4 separate regions of the Homo sapiens genome follow, and regions 2, 3 and 4 are each linked to region 1. Evidence: chromatin loops called from intact Hi-C (ENCODE). Cell type or tissue: endothelial cell of umbilical vein. All regions are shown on one strand. Region 1 has its middle 110 kb from the start of NCOR2. Region 2 overlaps NCOR2 (nuclear receptor corepressor 2). Region 3 holds the start of LOC124903045 (a long non-coding RNA gene). Region 4 overlaps NCOR2 (nuclear receptor corepressor 2).

What was found. Hi-C counts contacts between places; a loop is a spot of excess contacts. Peaks named below come from ENCODE experiments on the same cell type or tissue, not always from the same donor. Only the 100,000 strongest peaks of a DNase experiment are listed, where the experiment ranks them.
Region 2: a loop joins it to region 1, with 6 times the contacts of the local background. A loop is called at or near these places in 13 of 110 quality-filtered maps.
Region 3: a loop joins it to region 1, with 6 times the contacts of the local background. A loop is called at or near these places in 30 of 110 quality-filtered maps.
Region 4: it touches region 1 in a loop (8-fold over the local background); 3 of 110 quality-filtered maps call a loop at or near these places.

The regions. Positions count from the first base shown.
Region 1 is chr12:124,677,042-124,685,041 of GRCh38, reverse strand. No RefSeq gene overlaps it. Among named protein-coding and RNA genes, the nearest start is that of NCOR2, 110 kb to the right of the region's middle. RefSeq lists enhancers at 1-234, 3,361-3,430, 3,621-3,690, 7,730-8,000. In endothelial cell of umbilical vein, a CTCF peak has its summit at 3,496; DNase peaks (open chromatin) are centred at 2,921 and 3,481; H3K27ac peaks cover 3,059 bases.
Region 2 is chr12:124,514,943-124,522,942 of GRCh38, reverse strand. All of the region lies in intron 2 of NCOR2 (nuclear receptor corepressor 2), which reads left to right. LOC105370047 (a long non-coding RNA gene) reads right to left here. Exons shown (of 3, transcript NR_188646.1): 2 at 7,002-7,100; 3 at 6,145-6,480. Among named protein-coding and RNA genes, the nearest start is that of NCOR2, 49 kb to the left of the region's middle. RefSeq lists an enhancer at 1,378-1,930. In endothelial cell of umbilical vein, no CTCF peak of the experiment used is centred here; DNase peaks (open chromatin) are centred at 2,472, 3,752, 4,272, 5,492 and 1 weaker place; H3K4me3 peaks cover 971 bases; H3K27ac peaks cover 4,834 bases.
Region 3 is chr12:124,737,913-124,745,912 of GRCh38, reverse strand. LOC124903045 (a long non-coding RNA gene) reads right to left here and starts at 3,609. Exons shown (of 2, transcript XR_007063509.1): 1 at 3,525-3,609; 2 at 2,726-3,205. RefSeq lists an enhancer at 932-981. In endothelial cell of umbilical vein, a CTCF peak has its summit at 4,850; DNase peaks (open chromatin) are centred at 3,652, 5,022 and 6,836; H3K27ac peaks cover 2,998 bases.
Region 4 is chr12:124,462,947-124,470,946 of GRCh38, reverse strand. NCOR2 (nuclear receptor corepressor 2) reads left to right here. Exons shown (of 49, transcript NM_006312.6): 7 at 4,661-4,774. Among named protein-coding and RNA genes, the nearest start is that of NCOR2, 100 kb to the left of the region's middle. RefSeq lists a silencer at 4,454-4,663 and enhancers at 4,661-4,774, 4,764-4,833, 7,215-7,782, 7,783-8,000. In endothelial cell of umbilical vein, CTCF peaks have their summits at 1,549 (motif pointing right) and 4,618; a DNase peak (open chromatin) is centred at 4,526; H3K27ac peaks cover 1,252 bases.

The DNA of each region.
Region 1 (8,000 bases):
CCCCAAAAAGCATCCACTGCCTGAAGTGGAGAGAGGTCTGGCTTCTCTTCGTCTGCTCGGGGGAGACTCTGAGTAGGACTTGCTTTGGAGACTGGAGCAAACTGTGGTGTGCAGAGGGTTGCTTTGTGAATTACCTGGCACCGTTGTTCAGGGAATGAGCCACAGTGCTTTGAAGGTTGGATACTCTGGAGTTCTTGGATATGCAGATGGCCAACAAAAGAAGTGCTTTATCTTCATGGCCTCGTTGGAGCTGGGAACATTCTGGACCTCAGTGCTGGAGCCTGCTTTCACTTCCTCTACTACCACAGTCTCAGACTTGGCCTGACAGGGCACTTCAGACCTTCTCCTGACCAACCAGTCCAGGTCCGACTGGTTTTCCCAAAAGTGCTCACTGCATCGCATAGAGACTGTAGTGCACATTAAAATGAATTACGTCCGGAGAATACAAGATGATCAGATATGAACCGTTTTGACTCCAACAATTATAATGGCTCTGTGCTGTGTGTCAGGGGCTATGAAACAGGCGTTAAAAAGAATGAGGTGACTGGCTGGGCACGGTGGATCACGCCTGTAATCCCAGCACTGTGGAAGGCTAGGGCGGATCACTTGAGGTCAAAAGTTCGAGACCAGCCTGGCCAACATGGGGAAACCCTGTCTCTACCAAAAATACAAAAATTAGCCAGGCATGGTGGCGTGTGCCTGTAGTCCCAGCTACTCAGGAGGCTGAGGCAGGAGAATCACTTGAACCTGGGAGACAGAGGTTGCAGTGAGCTGAGATCCTGTCATTGCACTCCAGCCTAGGTGACAGAGCAAGACTCCATCTCAAAAAAAAAAAAAATGAGGTGACTTATGTGTGTCCAGCATGAATTGATGTCTCAGACATGTTAAATGAAAAAAGCAAGTCACAGAACGATACACAGAAAATGGTACAAAATAGAAACAACAACACAAAAATTTAAAAATGAAATCAAGAACTCTTCTACAAAGAGGTGGGATATGGCATAGTAGTCCTGCGACCACTCTGCTCAAAGCCACAGTGGATTGACCTCCCTCCAACATGTGCTGGCTGCTGGCCCTGTCCCTCTCCGAGTCTCAGTTTCCCTGTCTGTGGAATGGGGATGATAAAAGTAAAAGCCTCAGAGGGTTGCTGTGGGCCCCACAAAGTTTGGGAAGTACGGGCGCCCAGCCTCGTTGACTGTGCTTATCATCTGTGCAATGGGGACAGCCTCAGGGGGCAAGGATCTCTCTCCAAAAGACATTTTGGAATTTCTCACAGCCAGTGCATGTGGATTACATGAGTACATTTTTAATAAGGAAAAAAAAAAGAAAGTTAAGGATGCTATTTCTGAAGGGAAAATATGCAGGAAGTTTTTAAGACCCTGACTCCTCACACACCCCCTCAGGGGCCGGCTTGCAGTTTAGAAGTGAGCACACGTGGGTAGCTCAGCTCTGCGGAGGAGGCTGTGGTCAGAGGCAGCTGCCTGGCGGAGGCTGGAAGGGCCCCTGGACATTTATCAAGGCCAGGATGGGGAGACATGCTGCTCCCGACCCCAGAGGCCCCACTCATGTTACCTGGCGGCTTTGAGACAGAAGTTCCTCAGCAAAGCAGGCTCCTTCCTGCCTGGCATTATGAGCAGAGATTAAGCACTCTGTTGACACACAAAGAAACAGCCCCATCTGTAAAATTCCGCAGCAGGGCGAGGCTTGTCAGGCCTTTAATACAGGGGCCTGGAGGCTCCTGAGTGTTTACTAAGAGCTCAGCCTGATGGGGATGGAGGAGAGGACTCTCTCAGTTCAGTAGCATGTTTTTACTGCGCACCTACTGTGTGCCCGGCACCATTCTAGACACTCAGGACGTGGCAGGTAGATAAATAAATGAACATGAGGATTGGAGGCAGTTGTGAGTTCTACGCAGTTGTTAAAATTGTTTGATTTGATAGAAAGTGAGGAGGTGAGGGGGTGGGGCTTACCTCTGAAGAGGTAACATCATCTGTACAGAAATCGAAATCGAGTTAGAGAACCAGCCATGGGCTTGTGTGTGGGGAGGAGCCTTCCAGCAGAGGGCACAGCAGGTGCAAATGCCCTGGGGCCGTAGTGGGCTTGGCATGGAGCTGGAAACTAGAGGTTTAGGAGGAAAACGGTGGGAACAAGGTTGGTAAGGAGGGTGGGCTAGATCACGCTGGGCCTTGTCAGTCGCTGTAGGGAATCTGGATTTCCGGCATTTACTTCCTCGTACACCGAGCACGTGAGTTTTAAGCACCAGTTATGTGCAAAGCAAGGAAGTTTGCTCAGGGTGCACTTGCTGGGCATTTATTAATTTCACTGAGAAGACGGTGCTTCTGTTCATGCGGCCAGTGCAGGAGCTGGGCCCACCTGTCACTTGGCCACAGCTGGGGAGCACAGGCCCGGAGCAGGGTTTGGAGATGAGAAGTGGGCTGAGCCCCAGTGCTGGGCTCAGGGTACCGAATGTTAGAAGGCAAGCCCTCTCAGGGTGCCAGTGCAGAGGGGCACCTGGGATGCCTGACATGCCTCACCCAGTGCCAGACCTGCTGAGGGCACTCACGGTTCAACCCGGGAGGCCCAGGAGCAGCTCAGGCCTGGTGGGAGATGAGGGGTAGAGATGACCTCCCTGAGCCAGCCTGAGGCCAGCTATGTTCATGAAGCTTCCAGCGTGCTGTTTCCCAGGAGGGCAGCTCTGGGAGCCTGAGAAGGCAGGGAAGCTGGAGCTGCCCCTCCCCCAGCCCTGTCCTTCCCAAAAGCACAAGCACGTATGTCGCAGTTCACCCATGTGTGGTGTGTGTTGGGACTACTCACAGGTCACAGGTGGGGTTGTGTTTCCCGAAAACACATGTCCGGGTCCTAACCCCTGGCAGCTGTGGATGTGACTTTATTTGGAAATAGGATCTTTGCAGATGTGATCAAGCTGAGATGAGGTCATCAGGGTGGACTCGCGTCCAAGATGACTGAAGCCCTCACAGGAAAAGGGGAGATACGCACAAACAACGTGGAGGCAGAGGAAAGGCTGGAGTGACCGATCTGCAAAGCCAGGAAGGCCAAGGGTCGCAAGAGCCACCAGGAGCTGGAAGAGGCAGGGAAGAATCCTGCCCCAGGGGCTTTGGAGGGAGCAGGGCCCTGCTGGCACCTGGATTGCAGGCTTCTGGCCTCCAGACCTGTGGTTTTAAGCCACCCGCTTCGTGGTACCTTGTTACAACAGCCTGAGAAGCAAACGCGCTGCATTTAGTGGGTGACGTTCCCTGGGGGTCTGGTTAGGATGCAGGTTCTGATTTCATAGGTCTGGGGTGGGACCCAAGACCTGGCTCCCATGCCCGGCGGATGCTGCTGGCCTGGGGGCTACGCTTTGAGTAGCAAAGCTTTGAAGGACGACTGGCAGCGGCCAGGCCAGCCCCCACCCCCACTTCTATGGGGCTCACAGACTGTCATAGTGTTCATTCATCCCTCAGGGGAAATGACTCAATCCGGGTCAGGGGTAGATCCCGGTTAGTCTAGCCAGGGGTCAGCAAACTCTTTCTCTGTAAAGGGTTGAGTCACTCTTCTAGGCTTCTTGGGCGTCTCTGCGGTAACTCCTCAGTTCTGCTTTTGTCACACAAAAGCAACCACAGACGATATTAAAAAAAAGGGTGTGCAGCTTGGGAGGCTGAGGCAGGAGGATCGCTTGAGCCCAGGAGTTCAAGACCAGCCTTGGTAACATAGCAAGATCCTCATCTCTACAAAAAAATTAAAAATTAGCTGGGCATGGTTGTTTGTGCCTGTAATCCCAGCCACTCAGGACGCTGAGGCAGGAGAATCGCTTGAACATACGAGGCAGAGGTTGCAGTGAGCCAAGATCACGCCACTGCCCTCCAGCCTGGCAAAAGAGCGAGACTCAATCTCAAAAAAAAAAAAAAAAAAAAAAAGGATGTGGCTGGGCACCAATCAATCTTTATTTACAAAAACAAACAGGCTTGGGGCCCGTGAACCACCGTTTGCTGACCCTGGGCTAAGCGTCATGGCCACCCCATCCCCCTTCCTAGATATTCACGTGGCCTAACCCTAGCCACTGTGGCGTGGAGGGGACTGTGCTGGGGGATTTACAGGGAATGCTTACCTGCTCTTACCTATTTATTTATTTTTTTCTAAGATAGGGTCTCCCCAGTAGCTGGGACTACAGGTATGTGGCACCATTCCTGGCTAATTTTTGTATCGCTTTTGGTAGAGAGGGGTTTCGCCATGTTGCCCAGATTGATCTTGAACTTCTGGGTTCAAGCGATCCATCCTTCTTGGCCTCCCAAAGTGCTGGGATTACAGGTCTGAGCCACCATGCCCAGCCTACCTGCTTTTAAAAAAGAGAGAACCAGGCAGGGTGCGGGGGCTCACGCCTGTAATCCCAGCACTTTGGGAGGTTGAGCTGAGCGCATTGCCTGAGGTCAGAAGTTCGAGTCCAGTCTGGGCAACATGGTGAAACCCCCCCCTCTACTAAAAATATAAAAATTAGCTGGGCGTGGTGGTGCACACCTGTAATCCCAGCTACTCAGGAGGCTGAGGCAGGAGAAGGCAGGGAGGCTGAGGAGGTGGAGGTTGCCGTGAGCCGAGATTGAGCCACTGCCCTCCAGCCTGGGCGACAGAGCAAGACTCTGTCTCAAAAACAAAACAAAACAAAACAAAACAGACAAACAAACAAAAAACAAAAAGGGGGGAAGAGATGGCTGCCTTATCTTTGACTGCACTCTGTCTTGTTGGGATGTGATGACCAGATCTGCTGCAGCCATCTTGAGGCCATGAAGGGAGTCCCAACACTGAGGGGTGGCAGAAGAGAGAGGAGGAAGCGCCTGGTGCAGATGCCACCAATGAGCTGCTGAGTCACCCAGCCCTGCAGCTCCTTTGCTCCGGGACCTCCTCTCATGGGGAGAATCCATGTTCATCATGAAAGCAGTTGGAATTGGGATTTTTCTCTAACTTGCTACCCCAGGCATCCTGAATGCTACAACCTGCTCCGGGTGCCCCAGGCCCTGGAGCCGCTCATGGCCTCCTGTGCAAGTCAGCACCCTCTCCTCCGGGCCCTGCACGCAGCCACCACGCCGCAAGGGCAGTGAAAAGCTGACCTGGAGCCTAGACATTTGGATCCCTGCCCCAAGCCCTGTCGCTTTGGCCAAACCACTGGCCTTCCACATGTAAAACAAGGGCAACTCCACTGGTCAGATGGGTTTGTTGTGGAGTTGAAGTTTGTAGGCAATAAACCCTAAAATAGCAACCTGCAACCCGGGCAGTGTGAGGAGTACTGTCAGGATTCCACCCCCACACGCTCCGGGCCTCTCAATGACGCTTCTGTGTCCCTTCTCTCCAGTTTGCTCCTAACTGCCTGCACTTTCACCTCGCTTCTGGGCACTGCTCCCGGGCTCTGGCGGTGCTTTGGCCCCATGTCCAGGGAGCCTGACCCGCCTGGTGGCTGTGATTCCCTGGGACAGCCCCTGGGTGACCACTGTGAGTCTGAGCTCTTGCCTTGGGGCAGGACGAACTGGGTGCTCCTCAGACCCAGATCCGGCTGAGGCTGGGATATTGGCTCGAGTGACACCTGGGCTTGGCTTCCTTCCCTGCCCTGTCCTGTCTCCCCTGTGCAGCCTCCCCTGAAGCGCGGGTCTACAAACCTCATCCCAGGACCCGTTTCTAGGAGACAGTGAGGCTAAGACCCAGTGCCTGCCCGATGCATTAACAGATGGAATCCTCCTGAGGACCCTAGGAAGCAGGTACTCTTATCCCATTTTGCCCAAGGGGACACCCAAGCCCAGAGAGGCTGGGTAACTTGTCCAGGGTCACACAGCTTGTCTTGCTTCTGAGGTCATGTCTTTGCCATTGCACTGTACTCTGCAATGGAGCTCTTGGGTCAGAAACCCCAGCTTGGAACCCCATCTTTGCTCTTGCCTAGTCCTGTGACCCTGGGCAAGCAATGCTGCCTCTGTGGGCCTCAGTCTTTTCACCTATTATGAGTTAAGCCACCAATACTTGTAAGGGGCTAAGTGCTCAATGCATGTCAGCTGGCATTTGTCATTATTAAGAGAGGGGCGTCTTTGAGCTGGCTTTGCCCTGCTGGGCTGCAGACGGGCGGGCAGCCCTTGGGACCCCCAGATGACCCCAGGGGAGGGAGGAAGAGGAGGGAGAGGTGGCTGGCTGAGCCCCAGCCCACTCCGTGCCCGGGAAAGGCAGGATGTGGCCCACGCAGAGTGAGGGCAGCCGGCACCGTCGCCATGGCAGCAGCCTCCAGCGGGCTTCCCAGCTGTCCAAGGAGCCTGTGGGGCCTCCACCGTCCTGGCCCAGGGCAGCAGAAGTGGCCGCAGGGCCTTGTGCCCTTGGGCGGTCCCCTAATTTATAGCCGGGAGCATTTTCTGGTTCAAAGCACATAGCATTCAGTTATGCTCTCTGAGGGTGGCCGTGCAGGGAGGCCTCAAGGCCACCCCCGGGGGCCTGATTAGCATCAAGAGACTCCCACAGTCTGAACTGGGAGTCCTCGAGGTCAGCCCCCTCCCACCAGGAAAGCCCCTGCCCTCTTGTCTAAGCCATTTGTCTGTCTAGGAGGCAGGGGCGGGGTGACAGGCTTGAATCCAGCCCAGGCACTTTCTAGCTGGGTGGCCTTGAGCAAGTTACTTCATTTATCTGGGCCTCAGTGTCATCATCTGAACAGTAATAATAACAAAACAGCTTTGGGAGGCTGAGGCAGGAGGATTGCTTGAGGCCAGGAGTTTGAGACCAGCCTGGGCAACACAGCAAGACCTGGTCTCTACAAATTATAAAAACGTTAGCCGGGCGTGGTGGTGTGTGCCTGTAGTCCCAGGTACTTGGGAGACTGAGGTGGGAGGATCGCTTGAGCCCAGAAGGTCAAGACTGCAGTGCGGTGATCATGGCGCTGTACTCCAGCCTGGGCCACAGAGTGAGACCCTGTCTCTTAAATAAGTACAATGGGCTCACAAGGACCTGCACATAGGTTGCTGTGAAGATCAAGCATCTGTCAGGGGATGTGCCCAGATGATAGCTTGGACTGAACAAGTACTTCACGCAGGCCAGGTGCTGTTTTAAGCCCCTTGGGAATAAGCACTAGGCTCCTCCCATCTATACTGCGGTTCCGTCGCTTTTGCTCCTGTTTTACAGATAAGGAAATGGAGGCACCAGAGGTTATGTACCTGCCTGAGCAAGGCCTCTGCTTCCCCTAGTTCTTTTGTATTTCATTTTACAGGGGCCCTCAGATAACATTCAGGTCCCCTGAGCATGCACTGGGCGCCTACTGAATGCAGGCATGGTCCTGGCCCCCGGGGTGAGTGGAGGCGAATCAGACGTAGCTGGGGCCGCGGGGCAGAAGGAAGCACGGAGACACCCCTGAGACCTCCAGGTCTCCTCTTCCGCTAGGGTGTCCTGGTTCTGACTTACAGGGGGCTTGAGCGCAACCCCCAGCCTTTTTCTCTCTGAAGAGAGGAGCAAAGACCGTGGAACCTGCAGGGACGGCAAACTGGGCGCTTCCAGTTCCAGCTGTATATTTCCCCCCTGTTGGATTTCCTTTGGGTAAATACGGAGTCAAATCAAACTTTGAACTTCCAACTCCCTGCCAGACTGTTTCTTACTACCCCTATCCCTTGCTCCCCACCTCACCCAGATCTCTCCTCCCTGCCTCTGTCCCGAGGTGGCGGAGAGGCTGGGGGAAGCCCCAGCGTGGGAATCCTCAGAGCGGTAGGAGGGAGAGAGGCTCAGCGTCAAGGGCTGACCCCGGGGTCTCTGCTGGCCTCTGCTGTGGTGTGGCCAGTGTCATGCGCCCTGGGGATTCCGGTGCCTGGGGAGCAGGGGCTTGGGGACATGTCCCGCCAAAGGTGAGGACCTTGGCAGCTGCATTCAGACAGGGCTACCCCTGACACACAGGTGAGCATGCGCACATACACACATGCACACACATGCCCCCACACACATGCCCGCACACACACGCCTGCACACACATGCCCACACACACACACACACGCACACAC
Region 2 (8,000 bases), 160 kb after region 1:
CTCATGGATGCCTGCCACAGGGAAGGGGATTTGGGTTCCTTGGGGCCAGTTTTTAGCAGGCTCAGGCCGGAGAGGGTGGCTGTGGGATCTCTCAGGTCTGTTTCCAGCTCTGTCGGCTATAGGGGGGCCCTGGGGCCATCCCGGAGATCCCTGGAGCTCTCCTCTGCAGCTTCCAGCCAGTTTTCTGGAACTAGCGGGAAAGGAAAGGGGCACCAAAGGTGTTTCCGGGCATGCGACTGCTGCCACTTTGAGGTCTTGGCTTTGGTAGTGGGTTGAGTCATGGCCCATGAAACATAGGTACACTTGGAAACTGTGAATATGACCTTGGCCTTATTTGGACCACAGGTCTTCGCAGATGTCACTAAGGTAAGGGTCTCAAGATGGGATCATCCTGGAATAGGATGGGCCCTAAATCCAATGACAAGTGTTCTAAGAGAAGACACACAGCAGAGAAGTCCACGTGAAGACGGAAGGAACGCCAGGAGCCACTGGGAACTGGAAGACACAGAGAAGGCTCCCCCTGCAGAGTCTTTGGAGGGTGTGTGGCCCTGGTGACACCTTGAGCTTGGATTTCTGGCCTCCAGAACTGTGAGAGGATAGGTCGCTGGTTTCAGCCACCCAATTTGTAATAATTTGTTATAGCAGCCACAGGAAACGAATACAGTTGTGAACTTTATTTTAATCACTCATGTATTTTAAAATTAAAATGTAAAATGTAATTTTGTCTTGTTCACTGCCATATTTCCAGTGCTCAGCACATACAGTAGGGGCTCAGCAGATGCTTCTCGAATGTCTGATAGCTCCAGGCCTGGGTGAGGAACTCCTACCTGCTGGGAGTTGGACCCAGCTTTCAGGAAGTCGGTAAACTGGGCTGGAGTGGTGTGCATTCAGCAACACCATCTTTTTGTTTATTTATTTGTTTATTTGAGATGCGGCCTTGCTCTGTTGCCCAGGCTGGAGTGCAGTGGCATGATCTTGGCTCACTGCAGCCTCTGCCTCCTGGTTCAAGCAATTCTCTTACCTCAGCCTCCTGAGTAGCTGGAATTACGGGTATGCGCCACCACACCTGACTGAATTTTGTATTTTTAGTAGAGATGGGGTTTTGCCATGATAGCCAGGCTGGTCTTGAGCTCCTGGCCTCAAGCGATCCACTGCGCCCGGCCTATTTATTTTCAGTTGAGGTGAAATTCACATCACATATAATTTACCATTTTAACATGAACAGTTCATGAGTTCTTAGTACAATCACAATGTTGAGCACCCACCCCTTCTATCCAAAAAATGTCCTCATCACCCCAAAAGGAACCCTGTACCGGTGGGGTCACTTCACGTTGCCGCCTCCCGCAGCCCCTGGCAGCTACCAATCTGCCTTCTGCCTCTGTGGACTTACCTATTTTGGGTATTTCTCCTGGACGGAATCATGCACTGTGGGTTTTGGCTTCTTTCACTCCGCACAATGTGTTTGAGGTTGATCCGTGTTGAATGGTGTGAGTCCTTCATTCCTTTATATGGCGGAATTCCATTGTGTGGCATACATCAATAGAACCATTTGATATCTAAGTGGCTTTTCAGATGAGGAAACTGAGGCTGCCCAGGTCACGGAGCCCTGGGGCCCGGGATTGAGGAGGTGCAGATAGCCAGACGTGTCTGGCTCACGGTGCTGTCTCTTTCTCCTGCCCCCACCCTGCTCCACTCGTATCTGTGCCTGGCCAGGAAGCAGCAGTGTGTGGGGAGGAAGTGAGTGGGGGTCTCTTCCAGCTGGAGCCGGATGCTGAAGCGTAGCTGCGGCTGTGGGTCTGGATCTGGTCCTCAGAGTTCTGGCCCCCACCTCCCCCCTGGGCCCCACACATGTAGTTTCTGTTGACCTGGGTTGCGAGAGAGGCAGCAGGCAGGAGCTCCCCCATTCGCCAGCTGAGCCTTCTGATGCCTCGAGAGGCTGGGGGCCTTGCCTGGGGCCACTCAGCTTAAGGTCCCCCTGCCCCTTTCCAGACCCCCTTTGGCCCACTGTCCTGGCCCCTGTGGCCTGCGGTGAATCATATTCTGGGGGGTCTTCACCGATCTTTCCCACCGTCAAAGCTCTGCTCAGCAGACGGGCTCCAGGAAGCGGCCTGTCGGCAGATTTTGGCCAGGGGATGCTTTTTCGAAGTATGGAGGGGTGGTCGCCGTCGAAGGCTTGCGTGATGGGGAGTTCTTTTGCTGAGCAGATAACCAGACACTGGCTTATTCTGAATATGAGTTTGGTTTTGGCCACAGGCTCTGTCTGGGGGCTGCTGCCTGTGGCTGTTTCTGGTGTTTGATGATTTGTGGTCTTCATTAAGTCACTCAACAAACAATTTGCTGCGGAGTGTCTGGCGGGGAAGACACAGGAAGCAGAACGAGTGGCCGTGAAGAGACATGCCCAGTGTCAAACCTGCCCATAGCACACAGTCGCTCTGAGGGGGTGGGAGGAGTTACCGTGGATTCCAGGGCCAGCCTTTGGCGAAGGTCTGGATGCAGGTCTGTGTCCAAAACAAACAAAAATGAACAGAAGGAGGTGGTGAGGCCTGACTCGGCCGCTCTCAGGCACCGCTTCCTGGTGGTGTTTGCATGGGGCCAGTTTGGCCTGGGTGTCATGGTCCCGCCTGGTCTTGGCGACGGTCTGGGCGGGAAGATGGTGCTGGATCTTTGGGCTAAAAATATGCCCGTGCCTTCCTGTGCCTCAGTTTCCCTACCTATAAAAGAAGGCGTAAGAGTAGCAGAATCCCACCTTTGGCTTTGGGGCAGGTCTACGGAAACCCCCCAGGGGTGTTTCCTGGGGAAGGCTAGAGGGCCAGCTGTTCACAGGAGACATCTGGCTTCCAGGGGCCTCCGCAGCCACTATGCTCATCCCCTCGTGGCCAGTCTGGGCCCCCTGCCAGTCCAGTGGCCACGGGCCCCTGTCACAGGCAAATCTGGTCTTAGTCCTGAAACCCTCCTGTGACTCCTTGTGGCTGAATTACCACGTGGATAGCGGAGACAAGCCAGGCTTGCCCAGTTCAAGTCCCAGCTCAGCCACTAGCTGTTGACCTTGGGCAAGTCACCTACCCTCTCTGGGCCAGCCTCCTGCTCTGTCTGTGTGTGGCGGCTCAGGGGCATACCTGCCTATGCCGCGGTGGTGTGAGGCCAGCTGGTGAACCAGGGGACCCGCTTAGCACAGTGCTGGGCACACAGTCCGAGCTGCTGGGCTCGGTGTGTGTGGCCACTGTTATTGTTATTAATATTATTACTCTCAAGATGCTCCTGAGAGTAAAAAGGATGACAATGTTATTGCTGGAGTTGAAGGCCAGGCCCAGAGTCCATCTGACCACTTCCCCTCCACTCCTATTAGCTCCCTGACCTCATCGTCAAACTCTCCCCGCCTCGCCCCTGCGCCCCGGCCACACCAGCCTTCTCTCTGCTTTGACAACACACCCGCGTGGTCCAGCCTCCAGACCTTCACATCTGCCATGCTTCTGCCAGGGGTGCCTTCCTCACATCTGCACCCCCAGACCCTTGTCATCATGTGGGCTGCTGTCCAGGGACACATTCTTAGGCCCAACTCTTGGCTGCTAGGGGCAGGGAAGTGAATCTGGAGACCCTGGTGGAGCCTCCTCTGCCTCCTGGGAGCTCCAGCAGCTTCCTCTGGCGCCTCATCTCTGCTTTCCAGAGCACTTGGAGAAGCAGAGCTCAGCCTGCCCCTTCTACGGATGGAAAGTTGACACCCAGAGAAGCTCAGACTTGTCTCTGAGTCACACAGCTAATTGCAGCCAAGGTTCAGACTCCTGGCTGACTACCAAGCCATCATTGTTGGCCTGTGTGTGTGTGTGTGTGTGTGTGTGTGTGTGTGTGTGTGTGTATTATTTGGCCACGTCTTCTTTTCTAGGCCTGTCACCGAGATGACCCCAGATCAGAATGCCAGTGTGAGGGGGTCACGCTTTCTTTTCCTAGGATTAAAAGGAGGACAGAAATATTTGCAAGGGAGAGCCTGCTCCTCTGGCCATCTGGCCCTCGGGACAGAGGACGGGGGAGGGATGGGCCGAGGCCTGGGTTCGGAACCAGGCCGGAGCCAAGGCGCCAGAGCTACGCTCAGGTTGGAGGTGCAGGTGCGGCTCGAAGCTGGACAGTCCGGGCTGGGAGGAAGCGGGTTAAAGTGGGAGAAGCGGGGCTGGAGCTCTCTTTCGCCTGCCAGCGAGCGAAGAGCCGAGCTATAAAAAGGCCTCACAGTGTTTCAGCTCCCGAGTGTCGGCTGGAAGCCCGCCAGGGTTACCATGGCGATGAGGAATTATTACTTACTGCCAAGGCTGGGAGAAAAAGCTCGTACTTTTGGCTTCCAAACAAGAGGAGTGGACTTATGTAATTCCCTGTGTTTATAGGCCCAGAGTGGCAGAGGCGAGAACGGATCGCTGGAGGCCCGACGTCTCGTTCACGGCCCAGCCGTGGGGTCAGGCGGCCCCGCACTTGTCGCCGGTGGGCCTTGGCCTGCCCGGGTTTGGGGGGCATCGGGCTGGGAGCCTGGGGGGCCTGGCCTGGCCCTGCAGGGCCTCCAGGGCCGGGATGGGAGTCGTAGTCTCGCGGGAAGGTGAGGCCGCCCTCTGGGGCCGCCCCTCTGCGGGTGTCATCCTGGAGGAAGGATGGGTCTGATGTTGGCTGTGGTGTGCCTCCTGGAAGCCGGCAGCACAGCCTGTGTGTGTGGACTCTGCTGGCCCGCTGGCTGGCACTTTTTTTCTTTTTCTTTTTTTTTCTTGTGAGAGAGTTACTTCAAGTTGTGTTTGGAGCTGACGTGAGCGAGGTTGGTCATGTGCTCGGGTAAGAGAAGTCGCCGGGCTTGGAGTGGGCAGGGAGGTGCAGTGTGGCTGGGTCACCCCGGCCGGGGGAGGTGGGCGCAGACTGGGGTGGGGGGCTGTGGCCTGCAGGCTCTATGCAGGGGCGCTGATTGGGGGCCGAGGAATTCATCTGGAAAGAGCCCCAGTTCTGTCGCTGGAGGTGGTGGCCAGGGCTGGGGGCTGAGTGGCCGGCCGCAGGTCAGCCAATGGGGGCAGCTGGACCCTCCCCTGGCAGCGCAGTGTTGTCGGCCCTGAGCTCAGCGGGATGGTGGGCAGGGCTGTCTCATCGGACGAAGTTGCTGCAGTCACGGAAAAGAGCGCTCGGAGGCGCTGGCCGGGCAGGCCGGGGTGAGGCTTCTTGGCCGGCCCGCGTGGGAGGGGACCCGGGTGGGCACTGTGCTCCTCTCCTTGGTGCACATCCGGCGTCCCTGGGGGGGAGCATGGCGAGCCTTGGGGGCTCAGGGGGCTTCTGTTCCCGGAGTTGACTTCAGGAGGGCATGTGATCGTGGGCGCTCCCGAGGCTCTGCCCTGGGGCTCCGCGGTGGGCTCAGGCAGGGGAGAGCCAGGTGCAGGCAGCGCTGCAGCCCGGCCCCGGCGCCCGGCTCCCCACCGAGGTGGCGCTTGGCTCGGTGCCCATGTCTGGTTTGAAATCAGCGCCACCGGCCCAGGCTTGCCCAGGGACTTGGCAGCGAGGAGCCGGGATAAACACTGGAAAGTTGGAAGGGCTTCCCGAGCTCACAAGGAGCCTTTAGTTGCAAACCGGGGGGATGAGGGAGTGATTTGTCCTGAGGTCTGGGTGCGCCGCGGCCATAGGGAGGTGGCGGGAATGGCTCCTGGGGACCTCTGAGCCCAGGCTGGGGAAGGGAGGGGGCTGGGCTTCCAGGCAATGTTGCTCCTTTGCCACAGACCTGGGTTTGAGTCCTGGCTCCGTCCTCTCTATGCTGTGTGACCTTGGGCGTGTTGCCTCCCCTTTGCAGACCTCAGTTTCCTCGTCTGTAAAATGGGGCACAGTGGGGTCTACACAAGCATGGGACTGACGGGAGAAGGAGCTGCAGTTTTAGGGGGAACGCGGGGCAGACTGCCTGGGTTCCTGTCCTGGTTGGACACTTCCTGGCTGTGTGACCTTGGGCAAGTCACTTACTGTCTCTGAGCCTCAGTTTTCCCATCTGGCAAATGGAAGTTGCATCTTTCCCCACCTCATAGGCTGTATGGCTTAAGGGAGTGAATGAAACCTGCCTTCTAGCTCATAATAGGCTCACAGTTGATAATTCACTGGCACTTTGTTTTCTCGATGCTGACAATACCGGCACCTGGTCTGAGGGTGGGGGGCCCCTGGGATTTCAGCATCTCAGGGCGATGGTATTTATGAAGTTGTAGTGGCCGGACTGAGGTTCCAGTCCTGGCTCGACCCCTCAAGGATGGTGTGACCTTGGGCAAGTCCCGGAATCCCACAGAGCCTCAGTTTCCTTGTCCTTTACCACAGTGGTAGCACTGCAGCCTGCCGGTGTGTCTCGGGAGAGCCTGAGAGAAGCCTGAAGGGGCCCGCACAGTGCTGGCCTGGGTGGGCCTCCGTAATTGTAACCACAAGGTTGGATTTAAGTTCGAGTTCCGTCCATTTTTCTTTTCTTCTTTGCAGAGAGCTCTCATGTTTTGTAGAAACCTGGGTCCAGATAATGGGAGGTAGGTCGAGTGGGTGCTTCCCAGGCTCTGCCTTTGTTTGGGATCCCCAGGTCTCCCCCCATGCCTGCCTGTTCTGCCCCGTCTCCCACTCAGCCTGAGCCCCTCCGTGCCAGCCCTGGGCCAGGCACCCCCCACAGTGCCTGGTGTGGCCTGGGGACTGGCGCGGGAGGGCCAGTTCTCCTGCAGAAGGTGGCAGCCGTCCTGTGTTTGTAAGTGACACCGGATGCTGGGCCAGTGACTGGCTCAGGGCCTCCGCTCTTGGGCCAGCAGGAGCCAGTGGGGAGTTCCCCGGGCGTCCAGGCCCCCCGCACCAGCTGCCCGCTGTCTCATTGTCATGGGGCCTCTCCTGGGACCTCGAGAATGGCCTCCGAAGGCGGGGGGGTTCTCATCCATGTCCCCTTGTCACCCCCAGGGCCTTGGTGTCCACTTGGGTTGGCCACAGAGCTGTGTCGTGGCTGCCCCTGACCTTTGCCAAAGTCCTCAGGGACTCGATTTTCCTACCCGGTGGAGAAGAGTCCTGGGTGAGGTTCAGAACAGAAGTCAGCACCAGGGCCTTTGTGACGAGGCAGCTCAGCATGGACTGGTTGTGATCACTGGAGTCTGCACATGTGATAAGAACACATAGAACTAAATACGCGCACACTCACACATGCACACACATACATGCACACTCACGCACACACCCACATGTATACTCACACGCACACTTGTGAACATACACACCATACACACAGTCACACGAACATGCACACGCATACTCGCACACTCACACTCACATGCACACTCACACTCATATGCACACTCACAGTCGTGCACACACACCCATACTCACATGCAGACACCCACACAGATACATGCGCACATGCACACACACACTCACACAAGTGAGTGCATTGGAAACTGCTGCAATCTGCATACGGCTGGCTATATCCATGCTGCCTTCCTAGTTATGATATGGATGATGAATTGTCGTTGTCTCAGGTTTGTCTCAGGATGTTATTCTTGGGGGAGGCTGGGTGAAGGGCACACAGGATCCTGGGATCTTGATTTTTTTTTTTTTTTCCTTTTTTGAAACCGAGTCTCACTCCGTCACCCAGGCTGGAGTGCAGTGCAGTGGCACGATCTCAGCTCACTGCAACCACTGCCTCCTGAGTTCAAGCGATTCTCCTGTCACAGCCTCCCAAGTTGCTGGGACTACAGGCGCATGCCATCAAGCCCAGCTAATGTTTGTATTTTTAGTAGAGGACTCCCCCATGAAGCTGGCCTGTAACTGAGCTTGGTCCCTTGGACATCCCAGGGGGTCCAGGCAGAGTTTGCTTTGTGCCTCAGGATCACAGAGGGCTCCAGAGCATCCCAGGCTGGGGGACACGTGGTGCCTGCAGGGCCTGTGGGGGCCTCATGACTGAGCTGCTGTAAGGGTGTTCCTGTCATCAGAGTGGCGTGGTGGAGGCTTGTGTCCCGTGGGCATGGGTCGTAGCTTAGGGTCTGGAGAGATGGGGG
Region 3 (8,000 bases), 61 kb before region 1:
TGCTGCCAGCCCCGCCGCCCCCTCTCCTAGCTCACAAAGACCCAGCGCCCTTTCCAAAACTGGGTCTTCCTTCCAGGCAGCCTTGATTCTCGCTGTGGAGCCGCAAGGACTGTGGATCCTTGTCTGAGCACTAAAGTCCAGCAAAGGTTTCTGTCATTCCTTCCTTCCTTCATTCATTCTTTCACTCATTCATTCCTCCCCCACCAGCCCCCTAATCTCTCTCCTCTCTCTATCTTGTTAATGATCTGGAAATATTTGAGCATCCAGGCAGCTTGGTTCCCATCGAGATCCACTCATTGATTCACTAAATATTTACTAAGCACCCACTATGTGCAGGCACTAAGAATCTGTTCATTTACCACTGTTTGTGGAGTACCTACTGTGCGTGAGGCCCTAGACAGACTTGCATTCACTTAGCAGGTATTTGTGGAGCATCCACAGAGATACATGTTTGTCCAGTATTTGTGGAGCGCGTACTATACGCCAGGGAGTCATTCATTCATTTACCAAGCGTTGGGGGGGGCACCTACTACGCTCTGGGTGTTGGGGTGCCACAGTGAACAGGACAGACATGGTCTCTGCCCTCAGGCATCTTATGGTCCAGTGGGCAGGGGCAGACTCTTAACAACAATTTGATGTGCTGTGCATTTATTGCACACCAACTGTGTGCAGGCTTCTTGGAGGGCAGGATTAGAGATGCACGCTGGTCAATGTGAACAGCCTGAGCATGAATCAGACCTAGATTGGGACTGGGGTGCCGACTGCATCACCAAAGAAGGAGACTGACTTCACCTCCAAGACCTCAGTTTACTCAGCTGTAAAATGGGTGGTGGTGAGACTTAGCCAAGGGGCCTGGGAAATAGGAGTTTGCTTCTGTTGGGGACAGCTGTTGCTTTTACCAACTCAGCATCTGTTCCTCCTGGTAATGGCGCCCCGGATCTCGTTGAGGAAAACAGCTTTCTTCTTTTCTCTCATCATCTGTAGTTCAGGTGGGGCTGACCCCGCCTCCCTGGCTCCTGGAGGAGCACATGACCAAGGCTTGGCCAATCAGGTCATCCCATCCTCTGACAGCAGTCATTGGTCCAAAGGAGGGTCACATGATGTAGTCGGGTATCAGTGAGATTCTTACCTTAGGACGGGAGAGCCTGCCTGAGAATAAAACCAACCCAGAGGGCCAGGCGTGGTGTCTCATGCTTGTAATCTCAGCACTTTGGGAGGCCAAGGTGGGCAGATCACCTGAGGTCAGGAGTTCGAGACCCTGTCTCTACCAAAAAATACAAGGGAGGCTGAGGCAGGAGAATTGCTTGAACCCGGAAGGCAGAGGTTGCAGTGAGCCAAGACTATGCCAATGCACTCTAGCCTGGGCAACAAAAGCGAGACTCCATCTAAAAAAACCCAAAACAACAACAACAACAACACCCAGAGGAATGGAGAGAATGAGTCCTGGTGGTGCCATTGTGAGCCCCTGGATCCAGCTGTGCCTGAAACTCACCCAACCCCTGGACTTTTCAGTAACATGAGCCGATAAACTCTCTCCGTCGCTTCAGCCACTTTGAATTGGGAATTTTGTCACTTGAAGCCAGGAGCCCTGACTGACAAATAGGCCTTTTCTCTCCCCTTATTTCATAAAACACCACGCGTGGAACAAGCAAAATTAATGCCCCTGCTTCCTAAACAGCCGATGAGCAATGGCTAATGGTAGAGGCTGGGCAATGACTCCTTTCTCTTTGGTGCATGAGGACATCCATTCTCTGGCCGGCCCCTGACCTCGCCTCACTGAGCTGGAGCAGAAATCACTTAACCTTCCAGGCCTCGGCGTTTAGAGGTTTGTGATGGATGGTGCTTGGCCTCGTGGGCAGAAATGGAAAATTCTCGGCCGTCTGATCTGTCCCTTCTTTCTGCTTTTCACGGCTGGCCCAGGCAGGAGTCAGTGGCGGGATTCGGAGATGGCAAGCGTGCTCTGTCAAGGGCCAGATAGTCAATATTCTAGGCTTTGTGCGTCATGAGGCCTCTGTTGTGCATTCTTTGTTATTTTTTGTTTTGTTTGTAAAAACTCCTTAAAAATGTAAAGAATGACCAGGTGCGGTGGCTCATGCCTGTCATCCCATTGCTTTGGGAGGCCTATGCAGGAGGATCACTTGAGGCCAGGAGTTTGAGACCATCCTGGGCAACGTAGTGAGACCCAGTGTTTAAAAAAAAATTAGCCGGGTGTGGTGGCATGCACTTGTAGACCCAGCTACTCGGGAGGCTGAGGTGGGAGGATTGCTTGAGCCCAGGAGTTCAAGGCTGCAGTGAGCTGTGATTGGGCCACTGCACTCCAGCCTGGGCAACAGAGCAAGACCCTGTCTCAAATAAATGAATAAATATATAAAAATTTTAAAAATGTAAAAATTATTCCTAGTGTGCAGGCTGCGAACTCTTCTCCTTTGCTACTGGCTGGATTTGTCTCATGGCTGCGTTGTAATGGCCCCTGGATGAGGCCATGGTTCTGGGGAATCAGTGGCCCTTTTCTCTTTCCTGACTTCTCTCCCTCCCTTTCTTCTCCCCTCTCTTTCTTTCCTTTTCTTTTCCCTCCCTCTTTCCTTTCTTTGTTCTCTCTTTCGTGGGATAAAAACCCTTGTTCTCACAAACCCAGGAAATATCCTGGAACTATTTTGGTGTCAAAACTCATCCTTAAAAGTAGCCCATCTCCTTTGCTTGCCATTTCTCCCCATGGCACGTAGTACAATTTGTAATTATAGATTTATTTCTTTAATTGTTTTGGGGGTATCTGTTTCCTTGTTCTGAAATAGAAACTCCATGAAGAAGGAAAGCTGGGGAGGGGGTGCGGGGTCTGGGTTTCCAGGCAATTTGGGGCTGATTTCAGCGAATGGGGGGTGGGACATGACTGTGGTGAACTTGACAAAGGGCAGGATGCTGGCCTTGCAGCTGTGTGGGCAGAGCTGGGCGGGGCTGGGGGCTGCTGGAGTCGCCTCTACACAGGCAGGCTCTGGCCACGACCCTGAGCCATGAACGGAGGAGGGAGTGGGCTCTCGTCCCTGGCCTCCCAGAGACCACAGCTTGCTAGGGCCAGCTGGCAGGTGTGATTCTGCTCCTAAAGCTGGATCTTTCCTCTGCCGGTGGAAATCCATCGCTCTCCGGCTGCTCGAGAACTCCTGGCTACAATTTGGCAAGATTCGGATCTGGCTTCTTTAGGATTAAGGAGCTGCCGGGAGTCACAAGCAGAGACACTCATGTGGGTTCCGAAGGTCCGCTCTCTGGGCACCCCAGGCTCGGAGTATTCTAAAATCCTGAGCCATCCACAGGTTCCCTAACAGGACCCTTCTGGCCACTCCAACAGACCCACTGCCCGCGTCGGGGAGGCCCACGTTTCAGGCACTGTAGACCAGCGGGGAGGAAGCGCCTGGTGGGTCTTGAGCTGAGGACATCTGGCCTGGGTGGGGAGTCCAGGCTCTGCAGCCCCACTGCATTTTCTGTGGGCTCCACCGCCCCTCGGGAGTCTGCAAAGGGTCCCAGCGACTCACCCATCTGGACGCCCTTCCTGCGGCTGCCTGTTCACCTTGGCTTATGCGTGGTGGCAGGTGGCGTCTGCGGGAGCTCCAGAGCACTGGGCCTGGTGGAGCTGCACCCCCAGCGGGTGCCCAGGGGTCAGACACACCGATCCACATAAGGACACTGTGCCCGGTGTTTACATCCAGGTTTCATTCCATTGGATGGGAGCCCAGACCATCAAGTTATTAAATATTTATATAACGTCACTCATGCCTGGGCCTCTGTGGAGCAGTGTGACTGAAATCACTGGTGTATTTTGAGATCCCCCCATCTCTCATTCAAATTCCTTATCAGGAAATTCCTTCTCATTCAAATTCCTTGTCAGGACTCCCCTTTTGTCAGAGTCGATACCATTATTGTCCCTATTCCACAGAGGGGAAACTGAGGCACAGGACTGTTAAGTGCCCAAGGTCACAAGGCTTGGTTGCAATTCATTCATTTATTTATTGATGTACCATTCAGTGAGGGTGCTGGGGGTCACAGGTGAACGAAGCAGCCCCTGCCCCTGCTCACGGGGTCTGGTAGGCAGTTGGGGGTGGGGGCACAGCAGGGGGACTTGGCTAAAGTCCAGGAGTCCAGGAAATCTGTCGAGCATGGTGTGGCCCAAGGGTTGAGCGCCCAGTCCCTGGGGGCAGCTCTGTCTGGGTCCAAATTCTGGGTCTGTCACTTACTACCCGTGCCTCAATTTCCCCACCTCTTAGCCTTTTGGTGAAGACTAAATAAGTTGTTATGTGTATCTGTAATAGATGAAACAGAGTCTGGCACATTGTAAGTGCTGTATCCGTATCACCAATGATCATGATAAATGCCAGTTGAGTACATGAACAAAAAGCAATGTTTCAGTTCAGTCTTTGAGCATCCCTGGGTGACAGTAGCTAAAGTTTAGACCATGTGGGGAACAGTGTGCCAGCTAGAGGGAACAGCATATGCAAAGGCCCGCCCCACTGCTGTACCAGGGCTCAGCGTGGATCTGTCAAGGGATGAGGCCTTTCCCTGGGGGCCCACAGAGGATAAATCAGAAAAGAACAGGCAGGTATGTCTGGGGAGGGGGGCGCAGAAGAGAGGGAGGGAGCCTGCCTTGGACCATGTGTCTCAGACGCACGTGGGAACAAGAATGGCAGTGACCTAGTCATCGGGTAAAATGATAGCTCAGTTCTGGGGACCAAGACCAGGACATGCGGGTCCTCCTGGGAGGCTTCTCTTCTGACTCCTCTCCTGGCCCCATAAAACCCTCCTTGCAGGGCCATGGCCGCCGAGCTCTTCGGCTGTGGAAAATGAGGAGGCTGCTGCCTCCTCCAGGTGTGTGGAGGGAGCCGCTGTGACTTTCATCTGACAGCGAGCTGCTTCCTGACCAGAAATGACTCAGAAAGATTTGTCGGCAGAGTGCTGCAGCTGCTGTCCCGGGATCAACTGGGAAGCGCTGGATCTGGGTGGCAGGGCCACTCACTGCCCATGGAACTCAGGCTTTCTCCAGGACTTCTGTCTGGGTCGCCTCTCTCTGAGGAAGCCGCCACCCCCAGAGGGAAATGACTGGCCTGCCATTCACCCCTGGGAAATCCTGCCAAGGCTTCTCTCTGCCCTCTTGTTCTCGTGATGGCCACTGAGGGAGGGCATGTAGGAGGGTGTTTATTCCATCAGCAAATTGTTATTCAATCAACACACATTTTCTCAGTGCCTCCTTTGCTAGGTGCTGATGAGACAAAGTTATAGGAGGTGTTGTCTTTACTCTCAAGATTTCAGCCTCATGTGAGAGACACATGCAAGCTGGTAATTTCTCACGGTGAAATCTTTATGGGTTGGGAGTTAATTCAGCCAGGCTCTCTGTTTGCAAAAGGTAAAACAAAACAAAGCAAAACAAAAGCCTCCAACTAGCTTAGGGGAAAAAAGGAAATTTAATCATCATGATATAACTGAAAAGTTAAGTACATACCTTCAGGTACAGCTTGATCCGGGGGCTCAAAATATTCACCAGGATTTACTTCCTCTCCATCTTGGCACCCTGCCTGCTATGGTTCTGATTGCTATGGTGGGCAAAATAACCACCCCCAAAGATGTCCATGTCCTAATCCCAGGAAACATGTGAATATGTTAGCTGACATGGCAAAAGGGACCTTGCAGATCTAATGACGTTACACGTCTTGAGATGGGGGGATTCTCCTGGATTATCATAAGGGTGATGTAATCACAAGGTTCCTTATCAGTGAAAGAGGAGCATGAGTCAGAGAGAGGAGTTGTGACTGCAGAGGCAGAGGCAGAGGCAGGAGTGATGGCTTTGCTGGAAGGGGCCATGAGCCTAGGAGTGCGGGCAGCCTCTAGAAGCTGGAAAAGGCAGAGAATGGATGCTCCCCTGCAATTTCCAGAAGGAACACAGCCTTGCCAACATCTTGCTTTTAGTCCAGTGAGGCCCGCTGTGGCCTTCTGACCTCTAGAACTGTAAAATAATACACTTGTGTTGTGTTAACTCACATCTCCCTTGGTTCCAGTCTAGGGGGAGATGGAATATTTCCTCCCTGGTAACTCTGGCACAATTACCTAGCCCTCCCTCTGATGGGACCAGCTCGGGTCGCATGCCCGTCTCTGAGCCAGTCACCTGGCTAGCAGTGCTCTGACTGGCCAGGCCTGGGGCACAGGCTCTGCCCTTTCAGGGGGTGGAGGCCACCTGACTGTCCTGGACTGCGTGGAGGAAATTCAGAGTGATGCCCCCATTGAAAAGGGGAATGAGGCTGCATGCAGTGGCGCACGCCTGTGATCTCAGCACTTTAGCAGGCCAGTGTGGGAGGATTGCTTGAGCCCAAGAGTTCCAGGCTGAGGTGAGCTATGATTGCATGACCGCACTCCAGCCTGGGCAACAGAGCGGGACCCTGTCTCTTAAAAAAGAGAAATGAATGCGGTGTACCCCAAAACAGTACCTGCTCTCTACAGCAGGGGAGGGAGAACTCTCACCTGGCCCTGAGGAAGGAGGGAAGAGCACTGGGGGGCATGAGGAGACCTGAATTTTATTCGCCATTTCCGGTCTCATTCATGGGCTGTGTGACCTTGCGTAGGTGGTGCAACCTCTCTGGCCCTCCATTTCCGCACCCGTAAAATGGGGCTGATAGTCACGGCCTTGCATCTTCCTGGGCTGGGATCATTCTTGAGCGACAGGCTGGCTTGGAACGAGCCCCGTTGCCGTGCAGCTAGCCCGGGGCTCCCGGAGGGTGGGCGTTTTCATGCCTGGGCAGCCTCTCGTTTGTTTTCTCAGTGGTTTTGCTTTATCGGGGCGTTAAATGGAATCTTCGTCCTGTGACTCAGACTTCAAAAGAGACGCGTGACCTCCTGGGTTAAGCTGCCTGGGGCTGCTGGTGCCGGGTGAGAAGGCAACGCGGCGCCTTCCGTGTGTGGTCCCGGGGCCCCCAACCCAGGCCGCCTGCTTCTCTTGCTGACCCTGGCCACCGCCATCTCCATTTGTCGGGGTTTCTGTCGGAGTAGGAGCACTGGAGCTTTGACCCGTTTGTTGAGAAGGAAGGGGCTTCTCGGCCAGCTCGCCTTCCAGTTTGGTTCAGAGCAGGTGCCCAGGGTCACATGACACATTAATCAGGACTGACTGGCTGCAAATGGCAGAAAGTCAAATCAGGTGGGTGCGAAGCCCAGCTCCACTACCTATTAGCTGTGTGACCCTGGGCAAGTTACTTAACCTCTCTGAGCCTTGGTTTCTTAATCTGTAAAATGGCGATGATAATAGTATTTACTGCACAGGGTTGTTCTGAGGATGAAATAAGTTGATAGAAAGTGCTAGAACACATCTGGCACGTAGCAATGCTCCAGAAACGTCAGATCTTATTACTCATTGGCCTCTCCTCATAGTGAGGTGGGAGCAGGTACGCGGGGTGTCTGATTACACTTTGGATAGAAAAGGCCTTCCTGTCATCTCGCCTGTCTCGTCTTCCCACAGCAGCGGGAAACAGCCGGGGCCTGGCCAGCATGTGGTCCTGAGCAGGGGCCTGGGGACGGCCTCGGACCCTTGGGAGGTACAGGGGAAGGCCACCTTGCTGTTGGGTGGCAGCCAGGGAAGGGTTAGTGACAGCTCATGTCCTGGAACTTTCTGTGGAAGCTGGATCTAGAGTAGAGAGTTTGTGAGATGACCCTGGCCGCACACTGGTTACCAGACAACTTCATTCCCACACATCCCGGGAGTGGGGTGTCATCCTCCCAACCACCCTCATGCTAACTTCCTGCCCATGGGAAATGGGCCTCCGAGTGGCTAGCTGGCTCCCTTCATTGCCTCCATTTAGCCTTCACCATGATCTTTGAGGTGTTACTGTTCCCATTGTACAGATGGGGAAACTGAGGCCCAGAGAAGTGAAGTCACTTGCCCAAGGGCACACAGCTAGGAAATGGCAAGGCTGAGGCCTGCTTGGCTTCTTGGCCTTAGCTGGGAATTCTGATGCAGTTTGGCTTCCTGTGCTATC
Region 4 (8,000 bases), 210 kb after region 1:
CTGAAGCTGCGGGTCACTGGCACACATTGGTGACTGCAGCTGGAAGCCAGGTGGCTCAAGGCAGCCCTCAATGGTTAGGTTTTTGTTTGTTTGTTTTTTCCCCTCTAAATTCCACTTTGGCATTTTTTAAAAGTGAAATTCTCAAGCATAATTATTTTAAAGTGCACAATTCAGTGGCATTTCGTACATTTGCAGTGTTGTGCAGCTGTCACCTCTCTCTGGTTCCCAGCCATTTCAACAACCCACAGGGAAGCCTCATAGGAGCTAAAGCAGCCACTCCCCGTTCCCCTACTCTCTGTCTCTATGGACTGACCTGTTCTAGACATTTCCTATATAGGGCATCACACAGTATGCGTCCTTTCTGGCTTCTTCCACATAGTGTCATGGTTTTGGAGTTTATCATGTTGTCTCTTGTCTCCATCCTTCATTCCTTTTTATGGCTGAAACATATTCCGTTGTATGGAGATGCCTCCTTTTGTTTATTTCATCATCTGTGGCCATTTGGGCTGTGGCTGTTGTGAATAGTGCTGCTGTTGAACATTTGTGTTGAAGTTTTTGTTGGGACACCTGTTTTCAGTTCTCATGGGTGTATACCTAGGAGCAGAATTGCTGGGTCGTGTCGTACAGTAACTCTAGGTTTAATTTGCTGATGACTTTCCAGGCTGTTTTCCACATCAGCTGCCCCATTTTACATTCTTACCAGCAATGCATGAAGATTCCTGGTTTCCTGGTTTTCCACATCCTCACCGACCGCCCCCCAGCTTTTTTTTTTTTTTTTTCTGAGATGGATTCTCACTCTGTTGCCCAGGCTGGAGTGCAGTGGTGCCATCTTGGCTCACTGGAGCCTCTACCTCCTGGGCTCAAGCGATCCTTCTACCTCAGCCTTCTGAGTAGCTGGGAGTACAGGTGTGCATCACCACACCGAGCTAATTTTTGTGTTTTTTGTAGAGATGGGGTTTCACCATGTTGCCCAAGCTGGTCTCAAACTGCTGGTCTTGAGTGATCTGCCCACCTTGGCCTCTCAAAGTGCTGGGATTTCAGGTGTGAGCCACTGTCCCTAGCCACACCAACCCTTTTTTATCTTCCTTTAAAAAATGTTTTTGATTCCAGCCATCCTAGTGGTTGTACAGCGGTATCTCATTGTGGTTTTGATTTGCATTAGAGAGCCCTTTATAGCGTGTCACTGCTGTGCAGCAGTTTTTTCAGCATTATCTCCTTGATCTTCCAAACAACCTTATGAGGTAGGCATATACCCACAGGTTCTGCTGAAGTAGACACTGAGGTCAGGGAGGTGAAGGGCCCTGGCTGAGGCTGCAGAGCTGGTGAGCGGGGGGCTCAGGCTTGAATCCAGGCCCAGCAGAGCTAGTCACCCTCTTAGCTGGGTCTCTGTAGGTGTCCCAGGTAGTATTTTCTCTAGTACCTGAGGAAGGGCCACCTTCCCTGGCTGGAGGGAGCCTCCCTCCTGCCCACCCTTTCGGGGCTGTGGGCTTCTTCCCCTTCTTGGCTTTGTTTGTTCCGTGCTTTGGGGGAGCATTTTGATGCCCTTCTTGAAGCGACCACCAGGGGTCGCTGTGGGACTGAGGCAGTTCTGCTCAAACCGCCAGCGATGGAGTCTGTAAAAGCCAGCATCCTGGATTTTCTGGCTTTTCCTGTGTTCACTTCTTCTTGGGCACCTTTCTGGGTTCATACTGATCTGCTCTGTGGTAATGTGCAGGCTGTGCGAGCGTCATAAGTGGAGCAGAACCATGTTCTGATCTCACTTGTGATGCCCTGTCACATTGCAGAATGGGGCATTGGCCTTCCATCTGACCTTGGGCCAGTGCCCTAAACCCTCTGGTCTTCAGCCTCCCTCTTGCTATGAAGCAGACGGCAGCATGATGGGATGCTCTTTCCAACTGTGTTAGGAGGAGGGGGTTCATACATGGACAGATGAGGATGAGGATGATGGGGGTGATGAGGATGAGGGTGATGGGGGTGATGAGGATGAGGGTGATGGGGGTGATGAGGATGATGGGGGTGATGAGGATGAGGATGATGGGGTGATGAGGATGAGGATGATGGGGGTGATGAGTATGAGGATGATGGGGTGATGAGGATGAGGATGATGGGGTGATGAGGATGAGGATGATGGGGGTGATGAGGATGAGGATGATGAGGGTGATGAGGATGATGAGGGTGATGGGCGTGATGAGGATGAGGGTGATGAGGATGATGGGGGTGATGAGGATGAGGATGAGGGGGTGATGAGGATGAGGGGGGTGATGAGGATGAGGGGGGTGATAAGGATGAGGGTGATGAGGATGAGGGTGAAGAGGGTGATGAGGATGAGGGTGAAGAGGGTGATGAGGATGAGGGTGATGGGGGTGATGAGGATGAGGATGATGGGGGTGATGAGGATGAGGGTGATGGGGTGATGAGGATGAGGATGATGGGGGTGATGAGGATGAGGGTGATGGGGTGATGAGGATGAGGATGATGGGGGTGATGAGGATGAGGATGATGGGGGTGATGAGGATGAGGATGATGGGGTGATGAGGATGAGGATGATGAGGGTGATGAGGATGAGGATGATGGGGGTGATGAGGATGAGGATGATGGGGGTGAGGAGGATGAGGATGATGAGGGTGATGAGGATGATGAGGGTGATGGGCGTGATGAGGATGAGGGTGATGAGGATGATGGGGGTGATGAGGATGAGGATGAGGGGGGTGATGAGGATGAGGGGGGTGATGAGGATGAGGGGGGTGATAAGGATGAGGGTGATGAGGATGAGGGTGAAGAGGGTGATGAGGATGAGGGTGATGGTGATGAGGATGAGGATGAAGGGGTGATGAGGATGAGGGTGATGGGGGTGATAAGGATGAGGATGATGGGGGTGAGGAGGATGAGGATGATGAGGGTGATGAGGATGATGAGGGTGATGGGCGTGATGAGGATGAGGGTGATGAGGATGATGGGGTGATGAGGATGAGGATGAGGGGGTGATGAGGATGAGGGGGGTGATGAGGATGAGGGGGGTGATAAGGATGAGGGTGATGAGGATGAGGGTGAAGAGGGTGATGAGGATGAGGGTGATGGGGGTGATGAGGATGAGGATGAAGGGGTGATGAGGATGAGGGTGATGGGGGTGATAAGGATGAGGATGATGGGGGTGATGAGGATAAGGATGATGAGGGTGATGGGGGTGATGAAGATGAGGGTGATGGGGTGATGAGGATGAGGGTGATGAGGATGATGAGGGTGATAAGGATGATGGAGGTCATGAGGATGATAAGGGTGATGGGGTGATGAAGATAAGGATGATGGGGTGAAGATGATGAAGATGAGGGGGGTAATGAGGATGAAGATGAGGGGAGGGATGAGGATGACAGTGATGAGGATGAGGACGATGGGGGTGATGAGGATGAGGGTGATGGGGGTGATGAGGATGAGGATGATGGGGGTGATGAGGATGAGGGTGATGGGGGTGATGAGGATGAGGATGATGGGGTGATGAGGATGAGGATGATGGGGTGATGAGGATGAGGATGATGGGGGTGATGAGGATGAGGATGATGGGGGTGATGAGGATGAGGGTGATGGGGGTGATGAGAATGAGGATGATGGGGTGATGAGGATGAGGATGATGGGGGTGATGAGGATGAGGGTGATGAGGATGAGGGTGATGGGGTGATGAGGATGAGGATAATGGGGGTGATGGGGATGAAGATGAGGGGGGTGATGAGGATGACAGTGATGAGGATGAGGACGAGCAGGGTGATGAGGATGCAGGTGATGGGGTGATGAGGAAGAGGATGATGGGGGTGATGAGGATGAGGGTGATGGTGGTCATGAGGATGACGAGGATGATGAGGGTGATGAGGATGAAGATGATGGGGGTGATGAGGATGAGGATCATGGGGGTAGTGAGGATGAGGATGATGGGGGTAGTGAGGATGAGGATGATGGGGGTGATGAGGATGAGGATGATGGGGGTGATGAGGATGAGGATGATGGGGTTGATGAGGAGCACCTGTGTGTCAGGTGCTGCGTGCTTTGCACGCATCATGAGCTCATTTCACCTTCACAACGGCTCTCTAGAGTAGTAACTCTTTTATCCCCATTTTCCAGAAGAGGAAGGTAAGGCTTAGAGAGGTCCAGGAGCTTCTCAAGGCTACGCAGTAAGTAGGAGTGGGAGTTGGGCTCCAGTCTCACCAGTGCAGCTGTGGAGTCTGCACAGCCTCTCCTAGCACTGATGCTGCCTGTAGGAACCGTAATGGGTAATAATGCCGGCTCGCAGCAGGCCTGACTGTGCCTGCCTGTGTAACTCATTCAGTTCTCACCACAGTCAGAATGGCGGCACGGCAATCAGCCCCGTTTACTGATGGGGCAACTGAGGGCTAGCAGGGTGAGGCTGCTTGGCTGTGCTTCCCTGGCTGGCAAGTCACGAAGGCAGGATTTGAACCTGGCTTTGGAGCTTGGAGGCTGCAGCTGGCCCTGGAGCTGGGGCCTCTCCCGGGTGCGGAGTCCCTGGGGTGACTCACAGGAAATGTGTAGCAGCCTGACTTCCTGTGCGCGGCCGTGGCCCGGGCTGCAAGGGGGCCTCCCCGCGCCCTGGGGGCTGCAGCCCTCCTTCCGCCCGCTGGGGTGCTCATCCCTCACGTTCTGCCTCTCCCCACAGCAACAGCTGGAGGAGGAGGCTGCCAAGCCGCCCGAGCCTGAGAAGCCCGTGTCACCGCCGCCCATCGAGTCGAAGCACCGCAGCCTGGTGCAGATCATCTACGACGAGAACCGGGTATGTGTCCCCGCCCTGGCCTGCTGCCCCCCGGTGCTGGCCATGAGGCGCTTCACAGGGGGCACCATGAATCAGGCCTCAGTGTTTCCATCTATGTGGGGAGGGGACCTCGCCACCCTCTCCCCCAGAGACGCAGGGTTTATGAGTGGGTGGGGGAAGGTGACCGGTGGAAAGCCATCCTGGTGTGGCCTCTGGGCTGTTCTGCTCAGACACTCAGATGGGTGTGGACTGTGGCTGGTCAGCAGGATGCAACACAAAACAGAGGTTTTGGGCTCCAGGAGAGCACCAGGGTCCAGCTGATGGCCAAGGGTAAGGGGCTGCCACTTTAGGTGCTGGTGCAGAAGAAATCCCTTTAAGGCAAAAGATAATGACATTATGACCGCAGCAGTGAGGTTTCATGGAGCAGCCCCTCCTGTCAGTCCTGGAAGGGCAGGTACAGGTGTCATTTCCATTTTCCTAAGGCCCAGAGAGGTTAAGTGACTTGTCCAGAGTCACACAGCTAGGAAGCATTGGACCTGGATTTGAACCTGTGGGCTGTCAGACCACAGGGCCTGAGTTCTCAGCACTGGCTTCCACTGACACTGGGCCCTGGAAGGGGCCTTTGAGATGATTGAAACACAGAGTCTGGAGCAGGCTGTGGAGGCCCATGGAGATCCCACTGGGGGCAGCTATAGTGGGTCTGGTCTTGCTGGAGGGGCTTGGGATGCTCAGAGCAGTGTCTCCAGGGGCTGGACCCTAAGGGTCTGTGCACCCCCAAGGTGGAACCTTGTGTCTGGTGAGGTGGTAAGCTCCCCATCTTCCCAGTCAAGCCACTACCAGCTGGGCTTTAATGATTTACAGTGTACTTTTTCTAAATGTACTCAGGATCTGTGGATGTTGATCCCCTCCCTTATTTTCTGGATGAGGAAACTGAGGCCCAGAGAGGGACTGGTCCTTGTGAAGCATGACAGATGAGGAACCTCCTCTCCCTGCCTTGGCTTCTCTGGTTCCCCTCCTGCCTGTAGTCCCAGCCACCCTTCCCAGCTGCCTTTTCTGTAATATCTTCCTTGGCCAATCAGTGCTCAGAGTTGAGGTGGGGGTGGGGAGGCCTCGAGTCACGTGGTGGGTGCCTGCAGTGGCAGCCTGAGGCAGGGAACTACTGGATCAACCTGTTTGGCTATGCCTCCACCTCTAGAAACAGCGATGTCATGCAGAATGAGACAAGCCTGTTTGGGGCCTGGGAACTGTGTGCCCGGCTCACTCTCCCACACCCTGACCCCTCACCCCAAGCACCACTAGTAACAGTCATAGGAGAGCCAAGGGGCCACACATCCTTCAGCCAGCCATCCTGGGTTCAAATCCCATTTCTCCCACTTCCTGGCTCTGTGACCCTGGAGCGTTGTACTTAAACCTTCCTGTGCCTCATGCTCCACAGCTTTAAAACAATGACAACGACGGCATCACCTAGTACAGTTGGTGTGGGGACTAAAGGGGTAATTTCCTAGTGCCCTTAGGACAGACAGTGTCTGGCACCAAAGAAGTGCCAGCTGGTGCTATTAATTGTCATTATCATAGCTCTCATTTCTTCTTGTGTTTGTTTACCTTGTGCATTTAATAGAATACTATTTGCATTTAGTAGAACTACTGTTATTCTCTCAATTTTGCTCATCAAGAAACCAAAGCTCAGAGAGGGAAGGAGACCTCCCTGAGATTGCAGAGCAAGTGAGCTTTGAGCCTGGGACTTGGAGCCAAGATTGAGATGGCTCCAGGAGCCCAAAGTGGAGGGGACATGGGCAGGGCTCCTGAGAGTGTCACCTCTACCTGCCCTCTCTGATCCTCGGTGGAGAGCAGACACGGTTCTCTCCAGCAGCTGTGGAGGCCAGGTCAGTGGCCCAGCACATTGCTGCAGTGCCTTGGCCCTCTGCCTGGAGCTCCTCTCCTTGCAAGGCTCATACTGTCACTTCCCTCTTTGCTGAAGTGGCCCCTTCTCAGCAAGACCCGTTTCAACCCTCTACTTAATACTGAAAACCCTTTTTTCAGGAAAAGGAGTTTTCAGGATGACACCCGTTTTCCTCCTTTGTGGCTTCTGATTCTCCTTAGCCCTTGTCCCCATGGGACATGATTTCTGTTTTACTTATTTATTCTGTTTATTATGAATGGAAACTCCGTAAGGGCAGGGATTTTATTCCTGCCCACTTTTATTTCCAGTGGCATCTCCAGCACCTAAAACAGTGCTCACCACACGGCAGATGCACATTAAATAATTATTGTGCAAATATTCAGGCGGCAGGAAGGGAGGGGAGATGGAGGCGGGTGGCCAGCTCTGGCCTGTGGAAGAGGCCTCTGGTTTGGGGGCGTGGGGGCTGGTGGGGATCCTCCGCCCGGGCTGAGTCTCTGAGCCTCCAAAGCCTGCAGCCTAATGTGCGGGAGGCCCCCAGCCGCCTTTGGCAGGAGCAGCCAGGACTTACCGCCCCTTGGGGGATCAGTAGGATTAAATTTTAATCCGCCTTCCTTCCCTGCTGGTTCCTGGAGAGATGGAGGACAAGGGTCTGTTTTTCGAGCCAGCCGGAAAACGCAGCTTCCCTGCCGGGCAGGGCCCGCCTGGCAGTTCTGAGTGCTGGAGTCTGGCTCATTATCCATTCGGAGCACATTGGTGAGGCACCCGCTGAGCGAGGCTTTTCCCGCCTCCCCGCCTCCTGGGAGCTGCCTGCGTGGGTGGGGGCCGGGCAGGTGTGCACAGATGGCAGGGCAGCCATCAGGGTGGCTGCAGCCTGAGAGCAGGAGCAGACGGGGTGGCCTGGGCCCAGGAGGGCAGAAGCGTGACCTGGAAGTGGGTGCTGGGAAAGGCTTCTTGGAGGCAGCGGGTGGGCCGGAAGGAGGGCGTTAGGGTGAGGGGGCATGGCACAGGCCAAGTCCCAGAGAGGGGACTGGCGTCTCCTTTGATCTTCAAAGGTGGTGGGCACGAGGTAGGAGCCTGTTGGTTCCGGGACAAGGCACGCACTTGGAATCTGGATAAAACATACACAGAGGCAGCGCTAGCGATGTGTGGATACATAAGGGGCATTTGTGCAGCACAGGTTGCTGGTACCGTAGGAATTCAGGACACTGGGGAACAGTCAGGATGGGCTTCATAGAGGAGACGGGCCTTGAGCTAGGTCGACTGGGGAAAGGTAGAAGGCTGCTTCCAATAGAGATGTAGATGGCTCATTCACAAGGTGGAGAGGAGGCAGGATTGATGGAAGCGGCA